Regions from separate parts of the Homo sapiens genome. Here region 2 is linked to region 1. Evidence: chromatin loops called from intact Hi-C (ENCODE). Cell type or tissue: PC-9. All regions are shown on one strand. Links, peaks and the distances in the headings refer to the core of each region. The heading gives the core; the rest is flanking DNA.

Region 1 (4,046 bases), core at 774-3,273:
AATATGACTCTTGATCTGGAGCCTACCCTGTTTATCAATTTAATCTTTCTCTATGATCTCCTTATGTAACCCAAAGCCTGTGTCTATGCTACTATCAGACTTAAATATTTTAGACTGCCATATGGCTATCTCCCATATTTTCCCTATCAATTTTTGGCATACTCAACCCCATTCCTGATAGTGAATTAAGTCTTCAGCTGGACCTTCTAATGTAAAATGTTCAAATTCAGAAACTAACTACACTTAAAACAGAATTACCCACTAGAATACATCAAGGCTGTACCACTAAGATAATAATAACTAGCTCTTGGGATTGGAAGGATAAGACAACGATACCATGTATAAATCACTGTGAAGATGTTACCATTATGATGTCCCTACCTCATAATAGCACTCAATGAAATGTCTGTGTCTCTCCTATAATTAAAAAGGCATTCCAAGTAGGAAAATAGCTTTTGCAAATAAATTAAAGTAAGGCTATTTACAGTAAAATAATAATAATAATAATAATAATAATAATAATAATAATAATAATAATGTAGCACAATAGAAGCTTATTTCTCACTCACATAAAATCCAAAACAGATGTTCCTGCTTGGTGGCAGGAGTGGAAGGTCGGCTGTGTGGATGAAGGAAGACTGCTTCATAGCTTCACGCAGAGCCGTAGGCTGGAAGTCTCCATCACCTTCCACATGTGGCTTCCATGATCATCCTGTGTGTCAACATCCAGTGGGCAGATGGGAAAAGAGAAAGCACAGGGTATGTGCCACCACTTCTTAACCACTTGGCCAAGACATGGTACACATCATCTCAGCTCATATTCCACCGGCAAGAACTAGTCCCACCTGGATGCAAGGGAGGGTAGGACTGGAAAATGAGGGCCCTGGCTGGGCAGAGCTTCTCAGCAACAACGCTACACTATGGAAAGGACATTAGCTATCTTTACCACAGCAAAGCACAAGGGTATAGGAGATGAAGCAAAGACAGAGAGCAGTGGGCAGGCTTGCCTGGCTAGAATATGAATTGGAGCTTCGTGGCAGATGAGAACGGTTAGGTAAGGAAAGACAGCCAGATAACAGGAGACTCATGACTCTATCATTATGAATGTTTTCTATTTGAGAGACAGCTGTGAATCCGACCTTGAAGAAGAGTTATTTGATAAATAATGATGTTTAAAACAGACACTGTAGCCACAAAGTAATTTTTGTTTCATTACGAAATGAATCTGGTTTTTATTCAGGCATATCTTCCTTATGTGGAAATTCATAACTTTAAAAACGAATCATTGCATCACTAAGAACTCTTTTCACAGCATTCTCTTACCCCTTCCAAGTACCCTTTTCAATCAATGTGCTTTCTCCTTCCTTCAATTGCTTCTATGGGCTTGCAGAATCTGCTGCTGTGTTTGTTCCTTTGCTGTTCTCCTTTAATTGCTGTCTCTGCTGTGTCTGGTTCTCCTCCTTTCTTTTGGCCCAGACTATTTATTTCTAAAACCCATCAGCATTCTGTGAGGGTTAGGATTCATTTCAGAGAAACTCAAGGGAATTACCTCTGGGTGATTTTTCAGCCCAGGTATTTGGGGCAGTTAAAATGTCATTTATTTCTCTAGACTTGCATGATGTTGTGCAAAACATGAAATTAATCTTAACTACACAACATTCAACTCTTGACATTTCAAGACCTTTATTAAAATGTTGAAATAGAATTTTCCTTTAAATATGTTAATAGAAGAGACTTGTTGCTTTCCCTATGTGATAACTTTCTTCAACTCCCACATCATCTTTCATTACCCAGAGAAACACACCTTTGATTTTATAACGGAAGTCAATGGAAAAAAAACTTGCTATATAGAAATACACATTTACAGTAAAGTTTTTTATGCTGATATTCACTCAGTAATAGAATGTATACCCATATAATCTATTGTTCTAGCTTTCCATAGATGTCAAAAATGTTGTCAGCCTGATGCTAGAATATCACTGCTATTAGTGTGCCATCTAGTGGCTGATGTTGTGATATTTTCCATTCTTTGTTGAGGTAGAAGAGGCTTTAAGTGACATATGGAAAGTCCAGTGAGATTCCTTCTTTGATACAATGCAGGGATGACACAGTTGTATAAAGCCAATGGCCAAATGTTGAGTCATCTGATGATGTGTAGAGGATCGTTTGTAAGTTCTTACTTAGCCAATATAATTAAGAAATGAAGCTATTACAAGAACAATTAAATATATTTGTTAGCTCGCTGTATCATGATGCACAAACCATATGTGCATTAACCATATACCAAGAACCAGAATACAATAAAATGCATTTGACCCTAAATTTAAATTAGATTTAATTTTACTCTTGTTATTCAGATGGTACTTTAGGATCTTATAGGTCTAGGCTTTGAATACTAATTCTCATTGTGTAGTATACAAAAATGTATGTTTGAGCTTTCTGGTTGCTTGGATTTAAAACTAAAAGTGGTTTTGTATTTATAAAGGATCAAACCTATCATGCATAGTGTGAGTGGCAGCATATCCACCATTTTAGTTGATTCTTTGTAGTATTATAACCATAATCGCATGATCTTATATATTGCTTTATTCCAATATTAAAGATTGAGAGATAATGATAATGATTTTATCTTTTAGTTATAGAATTGCCTTCAAATGCCTTGTTTTATAATCATCTCAAAGTCAAACAAGAGATTCCTTTAATCGTTACATCATTTTTCATAGGCAAGTAATGAGGGACTGAATGGTTTTGCTGTTGAAGACAGAAGGACAAAAAAGTAAAATCATATTCTCCAAACATATACAGATAGTATTGAAAAGAAGTGTAAGAATTAGTTATTGTTTGTTTGCCCTTGGAAATAACAGTTATTATTCTGTTATTATTTTTAAACATCTATTTTATTTATTATTATTAAAGGAGCAGTTATCACTAATGCAATCATTTCAGAAAAATTTTCTTTAAAGCAAACACAGGAAAACAGAAACAAAAACCACCTCCATTTAATTGAGTTCTTAGTATGTGCCACGTGATTTAAATACTTTACATACTTTTCTTACTTAGTCCTCACACAACCTGATAAAGTTTCATTTTATAAAGGAAGAAACCAGGCTGAGTCATTGAATAACTTATTTTAAGCCACATTGACAGTAAAGGGCAGCTTCTGGATAAAACCTAAGTGTGTCCAATTTTGAAGCCGTGCTTATAAATGTGACAAAAAATACTTTATAACCATGTCAGGAAAACATGCATTGTACCTACTACTCTACAAAGTCTAGCCAAGAGCAGAACTGACATGCATTGTCTTATTTGCCATAGGTAAATCAACAGGAAAGCGAAGTATAAACAGTTAACTCAGACTAGTATATTACCCAGGGTTTTATACTGGTTGATCTGCCATTATTCCAGAGGCAAGACTACAAATCACTTGGATAACATGATCCTGCAATGTCAAGGTAGGTAAATAACTTGTGAGAGTTTTTAAATGATGCCATCACCACTGCAGAAGAGTATATTTACTCCTTCTGCTTTCCTTAAAATGGCTAGCATTAGGCTCTTTATTCAGAAATTTTTATATTATAACATACCTTATCTTATATCATTATCTTCTCCCAACAATCTATTAGGCCAACGTGCTAGATCAGTGATGTTACTTTAAGGCCCTCTCAATCTTTTTTAAAAGTTGTAAACAGACCACTGTGCCACGTAAAGATTAAAGTGTAAAGACTGAGACTTCAAGAATAAATTTTAATGCTGTGATCATATAATATATAAATTTTGCCAAACTACTTTTTGAGCTGCATGCTAATTAAATACAATGCTTAACAACCACTGATACACACACACACACACACACACACACACACACACACACACATAGAACTACTTTTACATAGCTAAACCAAGAAATGGGAAAGCTTGTTACTTTGTTTCTAGATTCCTGGATTCATAATTCAAGGGCATTGTGATAGATCTCCTTTGTTGTTCTTCCTATATCCACCCCTCCCTCCCCAAGCCAATGGAACCTTAAGTTCGTTCAGGTGGCTGCT
Region 2 (4,046 bases), core at 588-3,087, 570 kb before region 1:
TAAACTCTTTGATTTTCCTGTGCCATTCCTCCCATTTGCTGATGAAGATAGAGCAATCCCTGCATCCTTCCTGGCTATTTCATGATCTTAAAGTTTTATAGAAGACAAAAATTTAGTAATAATGTAGCAATAATATGATTAAGCACAATAATCATAAAAAAGACCACAAATATTATCTAATGAAAACTCAGCCTCCTCTTCCTTCAGCTTCCTCTTCCTCAACTAGAGAAATGCTGAATTGGGATAGCATTTAATGTTCTGGTTTAAAGACAGGTATTTTAATATCATGTAAATATCAGTGCTTATTGCAGTTGAAGAAAAGTATCAAGAAAATAACAGATTATTCAGACTTAGACTGATATGCTACACAATTACCCCAAGTCTACATTTTAACTGATTTCGCTGATGATTCCTACATTGAAATAATTTTCAATCACAAAATTACTCTTGTTTCTTAAAGTGAATTATTTTGTGAGAGGCTAGATTTCAGATATATATATATATATGGCTATGTATGTGTCTGTGTGTATATACATATATACATGTTTATACATATACAGATATACATAGATACATTTATTTAAAGTTAATCCTCTATAAGTCAGCCAACATAATGTTAATAACATAAACACACACACACATATATATGAATATTATTAACACTATGTTGGCTGACTTATAAAGGGTTGACTTTAAGCAAATTGAGTGTTGAACTTGATGGCCTTGACCATCTCTTGGATTTTTCCTGGGCTCATAATGATCAGAATATACATATTCCAGAAATAAAAATGTCCTTAGGGAATGACATGAAACCTTTAACACGAGTGACCCGTGGAAATGTTGATTATTGATGCCTTCCAGGTGCAGGAGGAAGAGAGACAATCTGCCAAGTGCCACATTCCGACATTAGTAGGTTTTTATGAGGGAGAAAGCAGGTAGAGAGCTGTCGAGTCACTAACACAAGGCCACACAAATGGCAAGTGGCAAGGATGAAATGAAGGCCCAGGTCCTTTGAGCTTCTTCTTCTTTTTTTTCTTTTAGACACAGAGTTTCATTCTGTCACCCAGGCTGGAGTGCAGATGCAGTGGCATGATGATAGTGCACTACAACTTGGAACTCCTGGGCTCAAGCCATCTTCCCTCCACTGCCTCCAAGTAGCTGGGGACTACAGGTGAACACCATCCTGCCTGGCTTTGAGCTTCTCTTTAACTACTTGCTCTCTCTACCACACGCTGACATGGTTTCCTGTTTCTATAAGAGCTGACAACCCTTTCTTGGATTTGCAAGGTTAAGATAGAGCATAACAGAACTTTGCCCACTGCTTAAATAGTTATTAAGTGGGACTATCACTTCATCCACTGATGGGAGATGGTAGGAAAGGGGTGATGCTTTTGAGAAGCTAAGTAGGGTGAAAAGCTGTGCTGGAAGAAATTGGTTTCTGGCATTATATTCAGGAATATAGCAATTTATTTGCAAAACAAGTGTTAGTGGGGTGTCGTAGAGGGCAGGGATGAGAGAACTTAAGGGTTGGATTTTCTCTCAAAGGTGCTTCGTTTGGCTGAAGCCTGTTTCCTCCCAGATAATTTTAGTATTGGACAGGCTCGTGATGGATATATTTCCAGGTGTCTACTTTAGAGATCTATGTAGAGATCTACTCTTTTTCCTCCAACATGTTCTGAAGTTCTCCAGTCTATCAGACCAGCATTCTTTCTGCTGCAATTTAAGCTTACTTCCTCTCCTACTTCTGTTTAAACTGATAACCTTGCCCAACACTGGTTAATCCCAAGAAAGATATTGGGACAAAGGTATCTATTGGAACACTCTCTTTTGGCTTAGTTGTCTTCATAATTCCTCTTGTAGGTGACTGGTTATCTTGATCTCTCCCACAATTGGTTTGGAAGCCTGCTCAGCAGCCCCTGTCACTCAACTCTCAAAGATCACTTTTGTTTTCAAGCAAATACTAAAACAGGTGGAACCTGCCACCAGTAATATGACCCACTGAGTAGAGAAGGTGACTCAGTCTTGGCAGCTCAAGTCAGGCTTGGGAGAGGTGACTGTGGGAATCCAAATGAACGGCTTATTTCCAAAGAATGTGCAAAATTCCAGTGTCAAAAATGTGAACAATTCAGTGCAACTGGACACACCTGACACACCTCTGCAGTCTTCCTCACACAAAGCCACCTGCTCTAAGTCAGCTTCAGGAGAATCTTGTTTTCTAGCACCCACAGGAGCAGTTCCTACAACTCAAGGGAGAGTTCAGATGGAAGGAGTGTTTGCTCCAAGGCTTGATATGCAGCTCAGAGTTGGAAGAAGAGTTTCCAGTGAAGCCCATGATGAAAGTTGATTATGAAACACTGATGTTTCTCACTTTTTTTACACTTTCATTTTGCTGACCTGTTATCAGTAATTTACGTGTTCCTCAGTGTCAAAAAACATGAATAGTTCTTATAGCCTTGCTTCCCTCTCTTCCAAGTCTCAGAGCTTCTGCTGGGTCAGGTTAACCCAAGCTCAAAAAAATCTTGGAGTTTTTCCAGGTAGTCAGTTCTTTCTGCTCAGCTGCCACCATGACTTCTTAAATTTATATAAAGGAAGAATAATCTAGTGGGGAAAAACTTGGCTGTATTAAGAGAAGACATGAGTTTGAAGCCAAGTTTCATTAAGTTGATAATTATGTGACTTTATCTCCTTTGAGAAAGCTGCTTTGTCTCCTAGTACATCTGGTTTTAATTTTGTATGATACAGATAAGATACTGGTCACATGGTGATGTACAAGGATGCTCTGAAAATGAAATAAGGCATACTAAGCTCCAAGACTCTTTTGATATAAATCCTACATAAAGTCAGCAGATTGAGGTTATCATTATAATGATGTAAGTGGTTGTAAATGCTCACCAAGGCTTAACTACATAAACACAGGGAAGAGGAAGAGAGACTTTTTTTTAGTTAAAAAGAATAAGTGGCCAACACCCCAACCCCCTTTTTTTATTTTTACGGTGTGTGTACATTAACATTTCTAAATTACTCAATTCCTTCTTGTGAAGGTTTTGCTAAAACCTGTAAGTTTAGACTATCTGGTGAAAAATCATATCCTCTTGTTATTGATGTTTTAAAACTTTTAAGTATTTTGACCTAAATGCTAAAGAACAAAGTCAATTGTTCAACTAAAAAGGCAGAATGTAAATATTTATTTGGCTTAGGTACTCTCGGAGCATCTATTTTCACAATCAAAATACTTCCTCCCAAATATTTGAGAAAGAGTTATAATATGGCTCTTTGAAAAGCGTGGGAAATTAAGGATGAAATAAAAACGTGACTATAGACTTCCTCAATTTTGAATAAGATTTCAGTGAGGGTCTCTTATGATTGGATGTTGATTTTATTAGCTTTTTATGTGACTTCATACTGCTTACTTTTGAAAAACGTTAATTGCATTTAATAGAGACATGGTTTACAGTGAATTAAGTGAAATATTGAAAAACAATTCTTAGAAAATAAAAAAATGTTGCTTTCCATTTTATTCCTTTTTTATTTATTTATTCCCAGGCTCTGCAGATTAATTTAAGTTTCATAATTTTGTTTGCTTTCATAATTTTGTTTGTTACATATTCTTTTTTATTTGGAGACGGATTCTCACTCTGTTGCCCAGGCTGGAGTGCAGTGGTGCGATCTCTGCTCACTGCAACCTCTGCCTCCCCGGTTCAAGCAATTCTCCTGCCTCAACCTCCTGAGTAGCTGGGACTACAGGCACATGCCACCATGCCCAACTAATTTTTTGTATTTTAGTAGAGATGGGGTTTCACCATGTTGCCCAGGCTGGTCTTGAACTCCTAAGCTCAGGCAGTCCACCTGCCTCGGCCTCCCAAAGTGCTAGGATTACAGTTGTGAGCCACCGCGCCCAGCCACTAGTTATTCACTTTCTTGTTTGAACTTTTGATCGTTTATTCCTTTACTCGGCTGCCCATTCATTTGTTAATACACTTATGAAATATTCAATGACCTAATAATTTGTGCCAGTCGCTGTTCTAGCGACAATTACATTTCATTAA

What was found. Peaks named below come from ENCODE experiments on the same cell type or tissue, not always from the same donor. Only the 100,000 strongest peaks of a DNase experiment are listed, where the experiment ranks them.
Region 2: a loop joins it to region 1, with 20 times the contacts of the local background. A loop is called at or near these places in 2 of 110 quality-filtered maps.

Annotation. Positions count from the first base shown.
Region 1 is chr12:47,019,417-47,023,462 of GRCh38, forward strand. No RefSeq gene overlaps it. Among named protein-coding and RNA genes, the nearest start is that of PCED1B, 58 kb to the right of the region's middle. In PC-9, for the core only: CTCF peaks have their summits at 1,997 (motif pointing left) and 2,197; DNase peaks (open chromatin) are centred at 2,045 and 3,045; H3K27ac peaks cover 313 bases.
Region 2 is chr12:46,453,971-46,458,016 of GRCh38, forward strand. The region is part of intron 2 of SLC38A4-AS1 (SLC38A4 antisense RNA 1); the gene reads left to right. The region is part of intron 1 of LOC124902923 (a long non-coding RNA gene); the gene reads right to left. Among named protein-coding and RNA genes, the nearest start is that of SLC38A4-AS1, 72 kb to the left of the region's middle. In PC-9, for the core only: no CTCF peak of the experiment used is centred there; a DNase peak (open chromatin) is centred at 2,021; H3K4me3 peaks cover 1,728 bases; H3K27ac peaks cover 2,500 bases.